2 separate regions of the Homo sapiens genome follow, and region 1 is linked to region 2. The links are chromatin loops, found by intact Hi-C in ENCODE. Cell type or tissue: IMR-90. All regions are shown on one strand. Each heading gives the region's core, and the rest is flanking DNA. Links, peaks and the distances in the headings are about the cores only.

What was found. Hi-C counts contacts between places; a loop is a spot of excess contacts. Peaks named below come from ENCODE experiments on the same cell type or tissue, not always from the same donor. Only the 100,000 strongest peaks of a DNase experiment are listed, where the experiment ranks them.
Region 1: a loop joins it to region 2, with 4 times the contacts of the local background. A loop is called at or near these places in 18 of 110 quality-filtered maps.

The regions. Positions count from the first base shown.
Region 1 is chr7:35,068,493-35,078,699 of GRCh38, reverse strand. The region is part of intron 1 of LOC105375228 (a long non-coding RNA gene); the gene reads right to left. Among named protein-coding and RNA genes, the nearest start is that of DPY19L1, 36 kb to the right of the region's middle. In IMR-90, for the core only: a CTCF peak has its summit at 5,114 (motif pointing left); no DNase peak of the experiment used is centred there.
Region 2 is chr7:35,609,974-35,620,180 of GRCh38, reverse strand. LOC101928421 (a long non-coding RNA gene) reads left to right here. Exons shown (of 5, transcript XR_007060285.1): 2 at 4,579-4,703. Among named protein-coding and RNA genes, the nearest start is that of HERPUD2, 80 kb to the left of the region's middle. In IMR-90, for the core only: no CTCF peak of the experiment used is centred there; no DNase peak of the experiment used is centred there; H3K27ac peaks cover 2,973 bases.

The sequences.
Region 1 (10,207 bases), core at 1,360-9,359, 540 kb after region 2:
AGTCTCCCCTTTATTTGATGTCAACAAATAGGAGTACTGGGCTGCAGCTTGTTCTTATACAAATTGTTCTACTGAATTCTTGCCTGTATAAATTTTATTTTTTATTCTTTTGAAACATGAGGAGATTTTCACTTAATTCAATGAAGCTTTTTCCATAGTTTCTAGGATCCTATGTTTGCACACTAATCTGCAACTATGGCTAGAAGTGAGGTGCACACAAGCTGCAACAATTCCTTCATCTGCTTCATCCGGTTGTCAGAAGCAAATGCACAGCTTCAACAGTATCTGTGTTCTACCACTTTGCTGCTGATAGACACCAAAAATCTGAGTACTTTAATAATAAAATTATGTTTATATTTTTATACATTACATGTTCCTATTATACACGAAGGACAAACTCACAGAAAAATTAGTTTTGAAAAAAACAGGACATTTTAAAGAAGGGGACAATTATATATATACATACACATAGCAGCAAAAATGGCAATAGCTCAAAAGTGGTTAAGATATACATACAGACACTGCAATGAACATCTTAGTGCATACTTTATGATTTTAAAGTTATTTCCATAGGAAAGATTTCATAAAGTTAAATTTCCTTAAAAAAACTGTGGACACCCTTAAAGCCTTCAATGCAGTTAGCCTCAAATTACCTTTGCAAAGGTATGTGTGCACCTTTTGGATTGTATGCACCACCAAAAGTTAGTGTGTATAACAATGCTCATTTTACAACACTCTCACTGGGATTAATTAGCCTTATTAAGAATATATTTTGCTAATTTGTGAGGCCCAAAATAGTATTTGTTATTATTCTCATTTGTATTTGTTCTATGTCCAGAAAAACTCACCATATTCTTTAGAAAGTGTATGTCTCTGAAGCTCTGTATGGGTTCATATTCTTTAATTCATCGAGTCTGTTCATAAAGGATGGGGATTGAGATAAGGGGAAAGAAAAATCTTTGAAAATTCTTAATAAGAGAAATATAAGGACATTTTCAAAAGGACAGGTATATATATATAACTTCATGCACAAAAGTCAAATTTAAATGGGTCAAGGACTTAAATGAAAGTAAAATGTTTAAAGTCTTAGAAGAAAATAGGGAAATACAGATTAAAACCACATGGTAATATTTACATTCAGATAAGAATTGGTGAGGACAGGGTGCCACAAGAACTCTCATGAAATTATAGTAGGAGTGTAAATTGGTACAGCCACCTTAGAAAATAAGTTGTTAATTCCTAATAAGTTTTAAAGTATGTAGTCTCTGCAATTTATAGTGTCACCCTAAAGAAATGTTGTTACAAATATACCAAGGAAACCAATTACAAGAATCTTCATGGAAGCATTATTTGTACCTGAGGAAAAAAAGCTGAAAACAACTCAAAGGCCCACCAACAGAATGGATAAAATGGATATTTCCATACAACGTAATATTGTAAAGGAATGAATGTGATCTACAGTGACAAGCATCAGTGGGAACCAATGTCAAATAGACTGTTAAAAAACTAAGTCATCAAAGGGGATGTGTGTGCATGTCAATATATATGCCATTTACATAGGGCCTAAAAGCAAACAAGACAATATTATAGAAGATATAGTGTGGCAAAACAGCGAAAGCATAGGCATAATTAATTCAAAACATAGGCTGGTGATCACTTCTAGGAAAGAATGCAATACAGGAGAAGCCCTGGGTGCTTCAATGTTAATATTCAATTCCTTGGTGTTAAGTATACAAGTGTTCATTTTATAATTCTTTAAAATGTGTGTGTATATATGTATATAATGCTTAATATATATTTATACTCTTCAAAGTAGGGCTTTGATTCCTCATCAGTGGTTCTTAAACCTCATGTTCTCTTTAGGTAACTCTGGGAGCCTAAATAAGCATCAAGAGTTGTTCTGATGACACGTCCAGCTATTCAAATAAATGTTCAAATTGTAGATTTTATTGTTTCCATTTGTGCAATGTATTTTTTTCCTTCCAACTTCTATTTTAGGTGCAGGAGTACATTTGCAGGTTTGTTATATAGGTAAATTGCATGTCATGGGGTTTGGTGTACAGATTATTTTGTCACCCAGGTAATAAGCATCGTACCTGATAGGTATTTTCTCAGTCCTCGCTCTCCTCCAACCCTCCACCCTCAAGTAGGCCCTGGTGCCTATTATTCCCTTCTTTTTGTCCATGTGGGCTCAGTGTTTAGCTCCTACTTATAGGGAGCACATACAGTATTTGGTTTTCTGTTCTGTGTTAGTTCACTTAGGATACTGGCCTCCAGCTCCATCCATGTTGCTGCAGAGGATGTGATCTCATTTTTTTATATGGCTGTACAGTATTCCATGGTATATATGTACCACATTTTCTTTATCCATTCTGCCATTGATGAGCATTTAGGTTGATTCCATGTCTTTGCTATTGTGAATAATGCTGCAATGAACATACATGTATATGTGTTTTTATGGTAGAACAATTTATATTCCTTTGGGTATATATCCAGTAATGGGATTGCTGGGTTGAATGATAGCTCTATTTTGAATTCTTTGAAAAATCTCCAAACTGCTTTCCACAGTGGCCAAACTGGTTTACATTTCCACCAGCAGTGTATAAGTGTTCTCTTCTCCACAACTTCACCAGCATCTTTTTTTTTTTTTTTTTTTTTTTTTACTTTTTCATCATAGCTATTCTGACTGGTGTGAGATGGTATCTTACTGTGGTCTTGATTTGCATTTCTCTAATGATTAGTGATGGTGAACATTTTTTCATATGCTTGTTGCCTACATGCACGTCTTCTTTTGAGAAGTGTCTGTTCACACTTTTTGCCCATTTTTAATGAGGTTGTTTGTTTTTGCTTGTTGATTTAAGTTCCTTATAGGTGCTGGATATTAGACCTTTGTCAGATGCATAGCTTGCAGGTGTTTTCCTCCATTCTGTAGGTTGTATGTTTACTCTGTTGATAGTTTCTTTTACTGTGCAGAAGCTCTTTAGTTTTATTAGATCCCATTTGTCAATTTTCGTTTTTGCCGCAATTGCTCTTGGCATCTTCATCATGAAGTCTTTGCCAAGGCATATGTCCATGGCCTTTCTTGTTTTCTTCTAGGGTTTTGATAGTTTTAAGTTTTACATTCAAATCTTTCATCCATCTTGAGTTGATTTTTGTATATGGTGTAAGGAAAGAGTGGTACGGTGTCTTAAAAATTACCAGATTGTGTTTCATAGGATTTTGAAAAAAAGATGTCATTCATAGAAATTGCATTAAAATTCACATCTCTCAGGATGTGTTTCTTCATCTGTACATAGGTGATAATACCTACCTCATAGAATTACGAGGATCAAGCCAAGTGTTCCATGTCAATGTGCATTATTAAGGGCTACACATGTGATCCACTTTAATACCACCAGACAATAGGCCAACTTTGAATTGGATGTTAATAAAAAAGCTATGATGTATTCATAATCCAAAAGAGCAAATAAGATTATTTATATTTGACTTAGAATAATTTTTTGAGGAGCTTTTGCAGCTACTGACTTCTTTAGTATGCTTGCCTGAGATTAAAATAGATATTGACTTCCTTATTGTGCTTTTCTGAGATTAAAATTCTTTCATATCCTTTGAGCCCATATAGATAATGGCTTTTACTTTTAAAATTTTCTTCCAAGAGATACATATAACTCATATGTAAATATTGAGATTATTCAGATGAAGCTGCAAAGCCAGTTCACAGACTATACTGGATTGAATCATATCCAAGAACCTATGAATTTTATTTAAAAAGCACCTCAGCTATTGAAAAGAGCAAGACTGTTTACACAGCTTCATACAGACCTAAGAAATACAATGGAGATCATACATGAGAGTTATTTCTTTAACAAGGATGGTGTGGCAGCCACAAAAGTACACCACCTTTAGGGTACTCCTCTGAGAACCTGCTGTCCAGCTGCAGGGAGCAGAGGTAACTGACAGCCTTCAACTGTAGCGCCATCAGCATGTGCATGGCATTCACTCTGGGTCACATTCTTCCTGGGTAACCCCCAGCCAATGACTGAGCAAGGAAGATATACTAGTCTGTTCTCACATTGCTATAAGGAAATACCCAAAACTGGGTAATTTATAAAGGTAAGAGGTTTAATTGACTCACAGTTCAGCATGGCTGGGGAGGCCTGAGGAAACTTACAATCATGGCAGAAGGTGAAGGGGAAGCAAGCCACCTTCTTCACAAGGTGGCAGGAGGGAGAAATGAGCGCAGGAGAAACTACCAAACACTTACAAAATCATCAGCTCTCGTGAGAACTCACTACCACGAGAACAGCATGGGAGAAAACACCCCCATGATTCAATTACATCCACCTGGCCTCTCCCTTGACATGTGGGTATTATGGGGATTACAATTCAAGATGAGATTTTGGGTGGGGACAGAGCCAAACCAGATGAGAAGGGTACTGTAGGGCCTGGCTGTTTCAGCCCAATGCTGAACTGCTTCATCAGGCAATCTTTGCTCTGAAGCTGCTCACTGAGCAAGCCAAGCCCTGGTCAGCCGTCCTTTGCAGCTGGAGGCTCTCCCGCTTTCTTCCTCTTTCATAGATGTCAACGGGCCTCACAGCTGAAGGCTTTACCCACCCAGTCCTGCTCCCCATCCTCTAACAGCTATGACACCTTCCTAGTTTCACCCCTTCACCCGTTCCAGTTTTACATAAGTTTTCCTCACTACACAGAGATGGTGTGGTGCCACCAAGATCATTATTCATTTTACAACCTTACTGGGATCCCCTGATGATATCCCTCTGAGACTGCAGCACAGTAGACCCTGGCAGAAGACAGGACCCTGTACCTATAAGATGCCTTTTCTATCTCACAGATCCAAACCATTGTCAGATTTTAGAGTTCCTAGTATGGAGAAAAGTCCCTTGGGAACAGTAGAGCCTGGATTGAACTCTTTTAAAATAAGTAGGAGGTAGGCGCTTGTGGTCCCAGCTACTCGGGAAGCTGAGGCAGGAGGATCGCTGGAGCCCAGGATGCAGAGAAACACGATTGCGCCACTGCACTGCAGCGTGGGCAACAGAGTGAGACTGTCTCAAGAGAAAAAAAAAAAGTGAGTGTGCAAAATGTTCATTTTATGTATACTTAGTGCCATCTGCTGGCTATGAAATATGATAGCATTTGTCATGAAATTACAAAAAGTGTTAAGGTGCTAGTTTGCACGTTTTCATGGAAAATGGGAGAAAGCAAGAGAACTCAAGGACATGCACTACATTTTAGTTTTGTTTGAGTTGTGATGATCTCAGTGGCTCTTCTCTCCCTCACCCACCCACCTCTCCTATTTGTTCAATCTCTCTCCCTCCTCTGGTGCCTTAAAAGGGTCTCCATGCTTTGCATCCCTCCTCCACTCCACGATCAGGGACCCGCCCGGCATCACACGTTCTGCTTCAGCAACAATGAATTGCTGGAAATTTCCAGCAACTCTTTTTCCTGCCAGTGCTCACACTGTACCCTTGCCTGTTAAGGTCTTACATGTCTTCCTCCCACACCCCTGCCTCTCACCTGCTCAGATGTCCCCTCCTGCCAGCAGCCAGTCCTGACCATCCCCTCTGTGCTCTGCTAATGCCACTCCACCTGTCACATAGTTCGATCATTTAAAAATGATCTGTTTTCCTTTGAAGTCTTTCATTGAACTCTGAATTACTTAATAAAAGGGTTTGTATATTATTTATTCCTGTTTTCCACCCGACACCGTACCTGGAACATAGCAGATGCTCAGCAAACATTGCACAAAAGAATAATGTGGAAAATAAATGGTTAAAACATAGAAAAATTTTAAAGATAGGGTATTTGGGTCACTTTTACTGTTTTCTGTCCCTACAATATGGCTGAATCATCCCCCATATGGCTCAACATTTTCTTAGTTCTTTTAAAAGTACCCAACACTATATTGAGTGCTCTGGGGATCAAAATAATAGTATATATATTAAGGCTGGGTTTGAATCCCTGCTCTACCATTTACTAGCTGGGCAATTTATATAACACTTTAAAATTTCATCATCTGTAAAGTGGAAATATTAAAGGTATCTTCTTCAAAAGTGACATTTGGAAAAAAAAATAAAGTAATACATGTAAAGCATATGAGATTCAGTAAGCACTGGGTTAGTGGTGAGTTGTTTTTGTTGTTATTGCTAAGACCCAGGAACCCATTGTTTGAAGATCAGCATAGAGCACTTACTGGTTGGGTGGGATTTCTGTTCTCTACTCAATGGTTTGTTTATTCTTTAGAGACTGTCCCCTCTAGAGTCTATTATTAATATTTTCTTATGCCAATTTATGGGAGTTTTACTATTGTGCTGTTTCTCTAATAATAGCTAATTTATATCTTTAATTTTTAAAAGCCATTATGCTGGAAACAGAACATTCATACAAACAATACATGAATGAATGTAGGTTATACTGCAAAATAGCTGGTTACTATAATGTAGTGGTATTCCATGGCTTTAAGTTTAAAAATAACTTCACATTTACTAGAGTGGACTTACCCTCCAGGCATAAAATTTTAAAACCCAACAACTCCAGGCCTCCAGAGTCTTTACTTCCCACTAACTTCTCACCAGTGAAGGCGAAGCTAATGAAAAAGGATAGATGACTGCTTCTCAATTGGAAATGGATCCAAATACCATCAAGGGAATTGGTGTTGGGTATACAGATTTTACCTACTGTCACAGGCTGGCTGGGTGGAGGATGGGGAAGGTGGTGGTATCGGTCTACTTTTAGAGTTTTAAATGTTTCTCTGAATTCCTGTAGCAGATAATTTTGAGAAAATTTTGCCTAGAGAAAGAGTCTGAAACCAAAAAGCTAATCAGAAGCAAAGGTTTGCAGCTTGGATCTTTAACATTAATAAGTCTATTGCTTTTTCCTACCTCCCACTCCTGCTACCTGAAGAAGGTGAGTAGGAGGGGAGGGATTTTGAAAGAAGAGGGATGTGGAGGGAAAAGGACATAAGTGGTGGTTGGGTAGATGACAGATAGTGGTTGTCTGCCTGCCACCCATCTAGGTATGTCTCCACGGGTGGCCTCTGCTTTTGCCCACAGGGGACTCATTCACGCACAAAGGAAGATGACAGACAATTGGCCAGAACATAGAGCACTGAAATGAAACACAAAGGCCACTCTTGGGCCTCTGTGTTTCATCACAATTATGTTAGTTTGCTAGGGTGCCATCATCAAGTACCACAGACAGGTGTCGGAGATCAAGGTATCTATCAGGAGGGTTAGTATCTTCTGGGATCTTTCCTCTTGATTTGCAGATAAGTGTTTTCTCCCTGTGTCTTCACATGATCTTTCCTCTATGCCTGTTGTGTCCTAATCTCCTTTTCATATAAATTCACAGTTGAGCACATAACTCGTATTTAATACCATATGTTGGAATAAAAAGCCTTATAGCAATGCATAGGATAGAAATTCTTTTCTTTAAAACTTAGTTTGAGTATTTTGCAGTAATGAAAAATGGTCCTGACATACAGAATGCCATCTAGCTTACACCTGCATGGGGCATGCATGGCATGAGGCATGCAGAAGAAAAAGATGAGCAATCCTTACCTGAAAAGAGACCACCCTCTCCTTTAATGGGAGGGGAAATTAAAGAATAATTTAATGGGAGGGGAAATTAAAGAATAATGCCCATAGTTTGCTGCAAACACTATTGCTCAATTTAATACTGTAATGGAATCTACAATGTGTGTACAATCATTGTTAACTATACCTTTATTATCTTTATAATGTTGAGGTAAAGAGCTTTCTGCTATTATGCATTAATAACTCCATCCCTAATGCCATCATGGTTCTAGTGTCCAGGGAAGGAGTCTGTATTAGTCTGCTTTCACACTGATATAAAGAATGCCAACAGAGACTGGGTAATTTATAAAGAAAGGAGGTTTAATTGACTCACAGTTCTGCATGGCTGGGGGGCCCTCAGGAAATTCACAATCATGGTGGAAGACAAGGCACATCTTACACAGCAGCAGGTGAGACAGAGAGAGAGAGAGAGAGAGAGAGAGAGAACGAACCAGGAAGTGCCACACTTTAAAACCATCAGCTCTCATGAGAACTCACTCACTATCATGAGAACAGCATGGGGGAAACCACCTCCATGATCCAATCACTTCCCACCAGGTTCCTCCCTTGACATCTGAGGATTACAATTTGAAATGAGATTTTGGTGGGGACACAGAGACAAACCATATTATTTCACCCCTGGCCCCTCCAAAATTTCATGTCCCTTTCAAGTTTCAAAACCAACCATTCCCTCCCAAGAGTCTTAAAGTCTTAACTCATTCCAGTATTAACCTGAAAGTCCAAGTCCAGAGTCTCATCTAAGACAAGGCAAGTTCCTTCTACCTATGAGTCTGTAAAATCAAAAGCAAGTTAGTTACTTCCAAGATACAATAGGGGGCCAGGTGCAGTGGCTCACACCTGTGATCCCAGCACTTTGGGAGGCCGAGGCAGGTGGATCACCTGAGGTCAGGAGTTCAAGACCAGCCTACCCAACATGGTGAAACCCCATCTCTACTAAAGATACAAAAATTAGCTGGGTGTGGTGGCCGGCGCTTATAGTCCCAGCTACTTAGGAGGCTGAGGCAGGAGAACTGCTTGAATGTGGGAGTTAGAGGTTGCAGTGAACCGAGATCACACCAGTGCACTCCAGCCTGGGTGACAGAGGGAGACTCCATCTCAAAAAGAAAAAAAAAGATACAGTAGCGGTACAGCCATTGGGTAAGTATTCCCATCCAAATGGGAGAAATTGGCCAAAATAAAGGGCCCACAGGCCACATGAAAATCTAAAACCCAGCCGGGCAGTCATTAAATCTTAAAGCTCCAAAATGATCTCCTTTGACTCCATGTCTCACCCAGGGCACGCTAATGCAAGGGGTGGGTTCCCATGGCCTTGGGCAGCTCCACCCCTGTGGCTTAGCAGGGTACAGCCCCTCCAGCTGCTTTCATGGGATGGCATTGAATGCCTGTGGCTTTTTCAGGTGCAAGGTGCAAGCTGTTGGTGGATCTACCTTTCTGGGGTCTGGAGGATAGTAGCCCTTTTCTCACAGCTCCACAAGGCAGTACCTCAGTGGAGACTCTGTATGGGCGCTCCAACCCCACATTTCCCTTCTGCACTGCCTAACAGAGGTTCTCTATAAGGGCTCCACCCCTCTAGCAGACTTCTGCCTGCTTTTCCACACATCCTCTGAAATCCAGATGGAGGTTCTGAAAGCTCAACTCTTGTCTTCTGAATACTCACAGGCCCAACATCATGTGGAAGCTGCCAAGGTTTTGGGGCTTGCATTCTCTGAAGCAATGCCCTGAGCTGTACCTTGGCCCCTCTTAGCCACAGCTGGAGCTGGAGTGGCTGGGATGCAGGACGCCATGTCCCAAGGCTGCACAGAGCAGCAGGGCCCAGGGCCCTGAGGACATTTTCCCTCTTAGGCTTTTGGGCCTGTGATGGGATGGGCTACTTTGAAGATCTCTGAAATGCCCTGGAGACATTTATCCCATTGTCTTGGTGATTAACATTTGGCTCCTTGTTACTTATGCAAATTTCTGCAGCTGGCTTGAATTTCTTCCCAGAAAAATTTCTACCACATAGTCAGGCTGTACATTTTCCAAATCTTTATGCTCTGCTTCCCTTTTAAATGTAAGTTCCAATTTCAAACCATCTCTTTGTGAGCGCATGTAACTGAACGCTTTCAGAATCAACCAGATTACCTCTTGAATGCTTTGCTGCTTAGAAATTTCTTCTGCCAGACACCCTAAATCATCTCTCTTAAGTTCAAAGTTCCATAGATCTCCGGAGCAGGTGCAAAATGCTGCCAGGCTCTTTGCTAAAGCATAGTAAGAGTGACCTTTACTCCAGCTCCCAATAGGTTCCTCATTTCCATCTGAGACCATCTCAGCCCGGACTTCATTGTCTATATCATATATCACTATTAGCATTTTGGTCAAAACAATTCAACAAGTCTGTAGGAAGTTCCAAACTTTCATTCATCCTCTTGTCTTCATCTGAGCCTTCCAAACTGTTCCAACTTCTGCCTGTTATCCAGTTCCAAAGTTGCTTCCACGTTCTCAAGTTATCTTTATAGCAGTACCACACTACCTTGGTACCAATTCTCTGTTTTAGTCCGTTTTCACACTGCTATGAAGAATACCACCAGAGACTGAGTATTTATAAAGAAAGGAGG
Region 2 (10,207 bases), core at 1,341-9,340:
CATCAGTTGTCTTTAGAAGAGGCTGTGGGTACCAAGGCTGGCCTTCTGCTTCGTGGCTTGGTGGGGAGGAACAGAGCAAGAGTAGTTAGAGATCCCTGAATAGGATCAGGAGTGCCCAGTACTAATAAAGCCAATATTTGTACAACACTCTAACATTTGCTAAGCACTATAAAGTCATGATCTCATTTTGTGCATACCTGGGAAACACTTATTCTACTATAGTGTGATTGCCTCTTTCCTTGGGTCTCTCTTACAAGCAGACCACAGGGACCCTGAAGGCAGGAACTATGTCCTGTTATTGTGATATCCTTAGCACCAACTCTACAGATAATATTCTAGAAATATTTATTAAATGTAAGAATTAAACAATAACATGTCTTCAAGGTGGACAGCTGTTATTACTGTTTTACAACTGAGGAAACTGAGTTTCAGTTAAGTAATGAGAAGTAATTTGAATAAAAGACTGGGTTCCTTGTAGCCCAGTCCTTTTACAAAGTTGTGTTCAGAGAGAAGTGTTTGACTCTCTCTTTTTTCCTGTCATCCTGTACTTCCCGCCATTTTTCTTTCCCATGCCAGTCACTGCTGGGGCTTCTGGGCCCTCTGGGTACTCTGAACCCCTCTAGAATGACGAAGAGTCCTCGCTTACTCCTGTCAAAGGGCAGAGGGCAACAGTCCCTTGGTAATACTTTAGCCACCTTCGCTTGTTTTTTTGTGAGAAACCTCCACAGAATAAAAGTCTTCCACCTAATTAAATTGGCTGATATCTGGTAGATTTATAATGGAAATAGAATCTTCATATCCTAGGCTGGAATAAGGGTTAGAGGCAGATCTGAGGTGGATCGGGGATGCTGTTTCAGTTCTAAATACGATGAGTTGGAGGCAAAAGGGAGGAACAGCGGAAGACAGACTTCCAGGAGGAGGGGTCCAGGTTTGGATGCTGGACTGGAACCTGAGAGATGGATTGTATAGGGCACGGATGTGGAGGTTTCAGAGAAGTAGCAACTAAAATTGGTGCCACAGATGAGGTAACTGGTAAGTAATTTAAAAGATTATTATTCAATGTCAAAACCATCATGATAATTATGGATTAAAACGGAAAATTAGCATGTGTAATTAAGTCACACACAAAGACCTCAGAGAACTTTAGTTTTTGCCGGAGGGCATTTTGTACCCCAGACTCTTAGGAAAACATAATCACATGCTTCTCTGTTAGGCATGCGTGTGTGTGTGTGTGTGTGTGTGCGTGTGTGTGTGTGTGTAGATATATACTTGCTTCCCTTTGCTGTCATTTTCTTGTTTTGTGCCCACTAAACTGTGTCCTTACTTTTTCTCCATAGTGCCCACCAGGTTACCTTGTTCATGGAGGGCATCCATATGTGGAAAGATGCTCATTGCAGCTTTACTAATAGTAGTGAAAAATGAAAAACAATATAAAGTATCTTTAAAAAGGGCATGGTATGGTAAAATAGGATGTATCCACTCTGTATTAGTCCATTTTCAGATTGCTACAAGGAAATACCCGAGACTGGGTAATTTATAAAGAAAAGAGATTTAATTGACTCACAGTTCTGCATGCCTGGGGAGGCCTCAGGAAACTTACAATCATGGTGGAAGGCACCTCTTCACAGGGCAGCAGGAGAGACAATGAGAGCCAGCAGGGGAAATGCCAGACACTTATAAAACCATCAGATCTCGTGAGAACTCACTATCATGAGAACAGCATGGGGAAACCACCCCATGATTCAATTACTTCCCACTGGGTCCCTCCCACAACACATGGGGATTATGGGGATTATAATCCAAGATGAGATTTGGGTGGGGACACAGCCAAACCATAGTACACTCAATGGAATGTCATGCTGCCATTCTATGATGGTTGTAAAAAACATGTTGCAAACTCAAAAATGCCTATGTATTTTCTCAAAAAACGTACCTGTCACGCACCATTTCTTAAGAAGCTGCTGGACGGTATGTTTCTGGCAGAAAGAATGACAATAGAAAAGGCCGTCAGGACTCCAGACATTGGAGTTATGAGTTACAACTTTAAAATAATGAAAGCTCCCTATGTTCAAAGAATAACAAATGATAAAGAGTAAACCAAGGAATAAAGAGCTGGGGGCACTGGAATCTGGAGATTCAAAGCAGGAGAGAGGTGAAGGAAACCCATAGGCTGATGATGAAGGGAGCTCCCAGGCTGGTGGCCAACAGTGGAGCTGGAAGGCAGCCTCTGTGAGTTGAGGGCCATCATCGCAAGATCCCTGCTGTCTTAGTACTGTCTGTGAGACCCGAGGAAGAATGCCTGGGGGAGGCTGGTCCTGTTTCTTCTCTTGGCTCAGTGCTATTAAAGCTACTGCTCTCCCCTTGATGCTTGGGTTAGCTCTGAACTCCTCCTGAGGGCTGACAGAGGAGCGCTGTGAATTTAGAAGAAAATGCCGAGCAGCCTCCTCCCTCCGAAGCTCTTTCTGACAGGTGTCTAGTAGGTGGTTCAAATTATAGTTCTGTCTGATGCTCCAGATGTGTTAATTTATGGTTTCCATGACTTAGCCATAACCTTGCCTGCAGACATCCCTAGAAAGGGCTCTCATAGATTCTCAGGGAAGCGGAAGCCAGCCTGTGATGCCCATTTTTCCACCTTCTCTTCTGTTGGGAACCCTTGTAGAATAGCGTTGATATTTTCCTTCTCTTACACAGACTTGTGCTTCCTAGGCAATTTTTACAACACTATTTAAAGAAAAGCAAGGGAGTGACTAACACAGAAGGCAGGAAGGGGTTATCTGTCGGGGATAAGGACACTGTGGCAGAGGCAATGTGTGATGGACAGTATTGTTCAGACATAAAGGAGGCCACATTTCCAACCCCCTTTAGAGTTAAGTCGAGGCCGTGTGGCAGCTCTTACCAAAGAAGGCAGAGATGTGTCACTCCTTGAGAAAGGCAGTTAAAAGCAGATGTAAGTTCTCTGTGTCCTCTCTTATTTATTCTACTTAACTAAAAGCAAAAATTCCAAGGTGGTGAAATGATGAGTCTTAAATTACTGTTAAGACTCTTAACAGTCCTAAATTTGTTCCAGAGCTTGTGTTTCAATGGGGCCAGAGCCAGGGTCTTAAATTACTGTTGGAGGTGGCAAGGACAGCTCCTGAGCCTGCATGGACCGTGATGTGAGAGGGACATCAATGTATGTGTGTGTGTGTTTTACATCAATGACATTTTGAGATCTGTCTGTAGCTGCTGTGATACACTAATGCAGGCACAAGAGGGGCTGCTAATGTGGTCATAATATTCTATTTCTTAAACTGGATAGTGGGTACATGGGTGTTAATTTTATTATTATTATTATTATTTTGAGACAAAGTCTTGCTCTATCACCCAGGCTGGAGTGCAGTGGCACAATCTTGGCTCACTGCAACCTCTGCCTTCTGGGTTCAAGTGATTATCCTGTCTCAGCCTCCTGAGTAGCTGAGATTACAGGCATGTGTCAACACGCCCGGCTTATTTTTGCATTTTTAGTAGACACGGGGTTTCTCCAAGTTGGCCAGGCTGGTCTTGAACACCTGACCTCAGGTGATCTGCCCACCCTGGGCCTCCCAAAGTGCTGGGATTACAGGTGTGAACCACTGTGCCCGGCCATTATTATTCTTTAAACCATATAATTTTTATATACTTTTCTGTATGTACTGTACATTTCATAATAAATATTTAAAGTCAGTCTCTTATGTACATTGTGACCACCTGAAACTGCAAGTTCATTGATCTTTTTCACTTTGGTCCAGCTGACAGTATATGTGGGAACATAAAGTCGAACAGTGTTTTGGAAAAGCTATTTCACAGCATATCTCAAAAACCTAAGTATTCTCCTTTATCCAGCAGTTCCACTTAGAAGAGCTGAATCTAAGGAAATAATCCTAAATATCAGAAAAGCTTTTTACATAAGGACGCTTATTGCACCATTATTAACAGTAGTTAAAAAATGGAAGGAAAAGACCATGGTTTATTGAAATAGAGTGTATCGACTCGATGGAGTGCCATGCAATATTTCTAATTGATGTTTGTAGAAACAATGTTATAACCTCAAAAATGTACATGACAGATGAGCAAGAACAGGATACAGGATTGTGTCTCTTGGGTGATTATAGCTATGTAAAAAATGTATGAAACAAAGAACTCTGTGCCTGACATCTGCAAAGCCTGTCCTATGCCTAACTGTTCTTTGAATCATTACTTTAAAATACAGTAATTTAGGCATAATCCAGTGTATATACTTTATGTCTAGGAGGAAAAATTCAAACGTGTTTGAAGTTGTATATGAGATTCTTTTCTTCTTCCAGATTAGGCTTTTAAATTCAAACATAGATTTAATAAATCTGACTTGGTTCAGCAATACAGTTGGAACAATTGAACACATTTGTATGTGAGGATGGAGGAGGGAAGAATGAAAAGGAGGGATTGGGAAGGGGATGGGGACAAAGTTCATAGAAGCACAGTGGCTAGACCTGTAACTCATGGCAGTGGCCAGCTATTTGTCCAATGAGCAGGAAATGGCCTCTAAAGTTTCTCCATTGTGTCTATGACCTTGCATTTCAGCATCTGAAAAGAAAACACAAGAGGTTCGGTTGGTGCAATGTTCCTTTCTTCCCAGGACTTTCTGGTCTTCAAGGCTTTCTCATGAGACAGAAGACTGATGGATGTAGAAGTTTCTAAGAGGACAGGTAAGTCTGTCTTCCCCAGATCCTCCTCTTTCCCACTGAAAGACCAAACCACCATGGTCAGTTCAAGCCTTCACTGTTCATTGTTTCCTCTCCAGTTACGCTGCCATGTTTTGAAGCAGGAAGACGTTACCACTTCTCAAAGGTCTTTAATTGCCTGACCACTGCTTCTCTTTGGAAGGCTGTCAGGGTGATGGAATCTCAGATCACAGCACAGATAAAATGGACAAAGAAAGAAAGATACAAGAAGGATGTAAAAATGTCCATAATGAACTCATGTATCTTGCGGAAACCTCTAATCTAATGAGAATGGATTTTGTTGAGAAGATTGTACACCAACAATTAATTATTCATGGCAGAGACATCATTAAGATTTCATTTTGTTTAAAGGCCTCTAAGTGACTTAGGAAATTAGGTTAAGCTAGAGAAGAATTTCAAGAAAGAGACAAGGGAAAGCTTTTCGTTATATTGACTTTTTCTAATATTTTCCAGATAGATATTTTGACTTGGTACATAAATTATACTCTGACTAAAAATCTCCAATGATTTGTCTGAGTAAGAGTCTTCACATGGGTGGATCATATACCAGTGTGGTCAGATGGAAGCAGATGGACAGAGATTTGTGAAAGGATTAGGAGGTTCATTCCAGAATTCTATAATAATTCAATTTGGCTTTTTGGTTAGGAATGTAGTGAGGAGTCTCCTTGAAATGACAATGGGATTTGTGCAACCTGTGACATTTTGCACTCAAGGATCCTTTTCCCAGTGCCCTATGGGATGTGAGCACCTGTTCACTTACAGTACATGTAAGATAAGACACTTTTAATAAAAACTCTGGAGACCTGGTGTAGTATAGGCCCTATGCCTGCTTATCTTAAAGACAAACACCAGAAACTGGTGTCACGTTGTGAGTTCAATGTGAGATTGATTCAAAACATAAAGCTAGAGATCTAGTGTAAATTTTCAGAGGGATATTGATTACAGGATCAATTTCTATGGGCAATTAATGCAGGGGTTTGGTTTATGTTTGAATTCCAAGCACCCAGTGGTATTCAAAAATAGCATCCAATTTTACATAAAATGTAAAATTACATTTTGTGTTCGATTTGGGCACCCTGTCATGATTTACAATAAAGGTTTGGGCTTTTGTTTTCTTGTTCCTTCATTAGAAAGGTTAGAACTTGCCTTTCCTCCATGATCACTATTCCAGTGTCCCGGGTGCTTGGGATTCAAAACTAAACTAAAATTTCTTAGTGGTTGAGAAATGTTAAGGTTGAAATAGTAGATCAGGCCATGTCTGCATGGAGAACATCACAGCAACTGAGAACTGCAATAGAAGAGGCTTGGTAAAGGGAGAATCTCTTCCCTGTTTGTGAATTAAATAGTCCTGTAACACCTTTAGGGTAATAAAGAATTAGGGTTGGCGCCCTGCACCTACACGGCTAGAGTTGGGGAGAAAATAGACCTCCAGATGTGGAGCCAGGAAGACCTGGGTTGAGTTTTTAGCTGTGTCCTGGGCCAACAACCACAGCAGCAGCAACACCCACCACATGCACCGGTCTCCATCTGCCTCAAAGAACTACACACTGTAGTAGAGGGAAAGAGTCAATAATCAATAAATGCACCAAATAAGTAAATTATGTAAATTTATATAAAAGAGTCAATAAATAGTAAGTGCAAAAAATAAGTAAATAAGTACATCTATTATGGTAAAAAGTGATCATTGCTATAGAAAAAAATAGAGGTGTGCCTAATAATTTATTTATGAAAATCTGCTTTAACATTTTTCGGAAAGCTGTCTCCTGGAAAAACAAGTAGTCTCTTAACTTTATACATTTCCAGGACAAAATATTATAACCACTGCTTAACTGATGGTGATATCAAGTCAAAATGTATGCAGCTTTTATACAATGGCAGCTCTAATTTCCAGCAGCACAGAAATTCTCCCAGTGATTCCCTTATTTTAATATCACAGCTAACCACCTATTTATGTGTTTCTTTATCTCAGCCTCTCTGTACCTCTGTGTTACGTGGAGAGACGAGATGGCATGTTGTTTATGTAGCTTGATACATACCATAGCCAGAATTCCAGAACACAGTTTACATACTTTACAGTTAAATGTTTAGGCCTCAAGAACAGGAATCAAATACTTTGCTTTCAACACTGCTTCCTTCATGAGAAGGAGAAATCTCATCCCTGAGGGTGGCTCCAGGGCCCTGGCCCCAGTAAAACACAAGCCCTGGAACAAAGCAGAGGCCTGGGTAGAAGGAATTGTTTGCTCTGTTAGCTTAGCTTGAGGCCAAATAGAGGGAATTTGTTTTCAAGCCAGACAGGTGCACTTGAGGGTACAGAAAGGAGACTGGCATTTGGGATTGAGCCTCAGGATGGGTCCATCTTGACCTGTTTTTTTTTTTTTTTCAACTGATTAGTCAATCATGGCTTGTTGCTTCTTAAGTCCTAAGAATTTTAGAATTCAGGCAGCCAGTAATGGTTTACAATAAAGACTTGGCACTTTGGGAGGCCGAGGCAGGTGGATCACCTGAGGTCAGCAGTTTGAGACTAGCCTGGCCAAGATGGGGAAACCTCATCTCTACTAAAAATAAAAAAAATTAGCGGGGAGTGGTGGCGGGTGCCGGTAGTCCCAGCTACTCGGGAGGCTGAGGCAGGAGAATGGCGTGAACCCGGGAGGCGGAGCTTGCAGTGAGCCAAGACTGCGCCACTGCACTCCAGCCTGGGCGACAGAGCGCAACTCCATCTCAAAAAAAAAAAAAAAAAAAAAAAAAGGTGAACAGTAGCTTTTTTTTTTTTTTTTTTTTTTAAGACAGAGTTTCGCTCTTGTTGCCCAGGCTGGAGTGCAATGGCACCTTCTCAGCTCACCATGACCTCTGCCTCCCAGGTTCAAGAGATTCTCCTGCCTCAGCTTCCCAAGTAGCTGAGATTACAGGGTTGCGCCACCACGCCTGGCTAATTTTGTATTTTTAGTAGAGACAGGGTTTCTCCATGTTGGTCAGGCTGGTCTCAAACTCCCGACCTCAGGTGACCTGCCCACCCCGGCCTCCCAAAGTATTGGGATTACAGGCATGAGCCACTGTGCCTGGCCAATAGTAATTTTAAACAACAGCCAAGGAAGCTAGAGCTACAAACTCTTTCGTTCCCTATAGAAACTAAAGGTAACATCTTCACATATGTCTTTGAGTTGTTTTTTATAAACCTGGACCCCCAGCAAATGGAAAATGCCATCTGCCGGCCTGTAGACCTCAGATAAGGGGGAACAAGGACTGAACTCTGCCTGCCACTTATTCTAAATTTCTTCCTGAGGTGCCCAGAGGAAGTCATGCCCACAGGCCAGAGCTCAACATTCCTTTTGACTGACCCCAAGTTTTTAAACAAAGCTTAATCAATCACAAGTCAGGAAATCTTTGAATTCACCTATGACCTTTAGTCCTCCCAACCCCGTTTCAGGATGTCCTGCCTTTTTTAGGCCAAGCCAATGTATAGCTTCATTTTGTTGATTGATGACTTTGCCTGTAACCTCTGCCTTCCTGTCTATATTAGGCAGTTCTTGCATTGCTATAAAGTAATACCTGTGACTGGTAATTTATAAAGAAAAGAGGTTTAATTGGTTCACAGTTCTGCAGGCTGTGCAGGAAGCATGATGCTGGCATCTGCTTGGCTTCTCAGGTGGCCTCAGGAAGCTTACAGTCATGGTGGAATGTGAAAGGGGGGCAGGTACCTCACATGGCAAAAGCAGGAGAGAGAGAGAGAGAGAGATTGAGAGAGAGGGATTGGTGGGGGTAGGTGCCACACACCATTAAAGAACCAGATCTCATGTGAACTCAGGGCGAGAGCTCACTCAGCACCAAGGGGATGGCCCAAGCCATTCATGAGAAATCTACCCCTACAATCCAGTCACCTCCCACCAGGCCCCACCTCCAATACCTGGGATTATAATTCAACATGAGATTTGGGCAGGGAGAAATATACAAACTATATCACTGCCTTAGAAAAACCCTTATCTGTCAGCCAGTGGGGAGTTCTGGTGTTAAGCATGAGCTGCCCAATTCTCCTTGCTTGGCGCTTTGCAATAAATGCCTCACTTTTTCTTGCCGTAAATCCTGATATCAGTGTTTGGCTTTGCTGTGCCAGGTAGCTGGGCCCAAGTTCTGTTTGGCAATATTCTCATCTGGTTCCTTCCTCTCGTGCTCAACACCTCGCAGTGGCTTCCATTCCACGTGGAGTAAAAGCCAAAGCTCCCCTATGCACCTCTCTGACCTACCCCCAATCATGCCCTCTCCTCAGCCCCTCCTCTCCAGCCACCCTACCCTCCTGCTGGTTCCTGAACACCTTTGGCAGGCTCCCACCTCAGGGTTCAGGACCTACTCTTATTTCCCTGAGCTTTCCTCCGCACACACCCACCCCTACATTTCTCTATTTACCCGAGTCCCCATCACCATCTAGGAGACTGTATGTTTTACTTGCAGATTACATTTAGTGCTTAATCCATGGCTCTCCCTGCTAGTGATGTCGCTGTGGTCTTTTATTTGCTGATGTATCTCCAGTGTTTAGATCAGTGCCTGGTACAAAGTAGATGCTCAATAAATATTTGCTGAGTGAATGAGTGACTTTTGTGACTTCATCAATCATCTTTGAATTAATCTGGGACCTGGAATCTTATGAGCTCAAGAACATGGCTGGGAGAGGCCTGGGATCATGAGCATTCTTTAGGCACCACCTCCACTACTGCGGGTGGAGCCCAGGTACTCGGCCTATGTTTTGGCACTGTTGTTTAAGTAAGCTCACAGCAAGCTAATTGTAGGGACATTCCCTGTCAACTGCTGGCCTGGCCACAGGACTCCTCATGGCTGTTCTCAAGGTAGAGGGCTTAGGTTCCAGCCTTTTTTAGGTTCCCATGCAGCTGTGTCCATCTGGGGTCTGGTCACCTCTGGGAGGCTCCTGTCAGAGACCTACAATATGGAGAAGGGAGGAGCCCTGTTTCCTGGAGGAGGAAGGGCCCCCAGGCCTGTCCCTCTCAGCCTGGCTGCTGTGAGAATCCCCCAGAGACTTAAAAAAATAACCTGTCTGGGCCCCACCGTAGGCCAAATGAAATTGGAATCTCTGGGGATAGAGCCTGGTAATAGGTATGTATTTCAACTTTCTAGATTATTTTAAATGCAGCCAGGATTCACATCAAGTGTCCTAGGACAAAGGCCTCCTGGGAGAAAACACATGTCCTTCTTCTCCTCCCAAAGGCAGCCAGAAAGGATAAAGAAATGAGCAAACAAGGCACTAATTTCTTCATTTCTCAATGTCTAAGCCTGTTGTCGAAAAGATGCAGAAGATACCATTTTGCTTATTTCCTTAATTAAATCCTTAGGTTAAAATTTTAGATTTGAAGTTACAGGATATTTTGAGACTTAAAAAAAAAGTCACAATTTCACTAGAAGTGAAAAAGGTTGTGATTATTTGGGCCCTTTCAATTCTGGAAATTTTCAGTTTAAAAATCTTT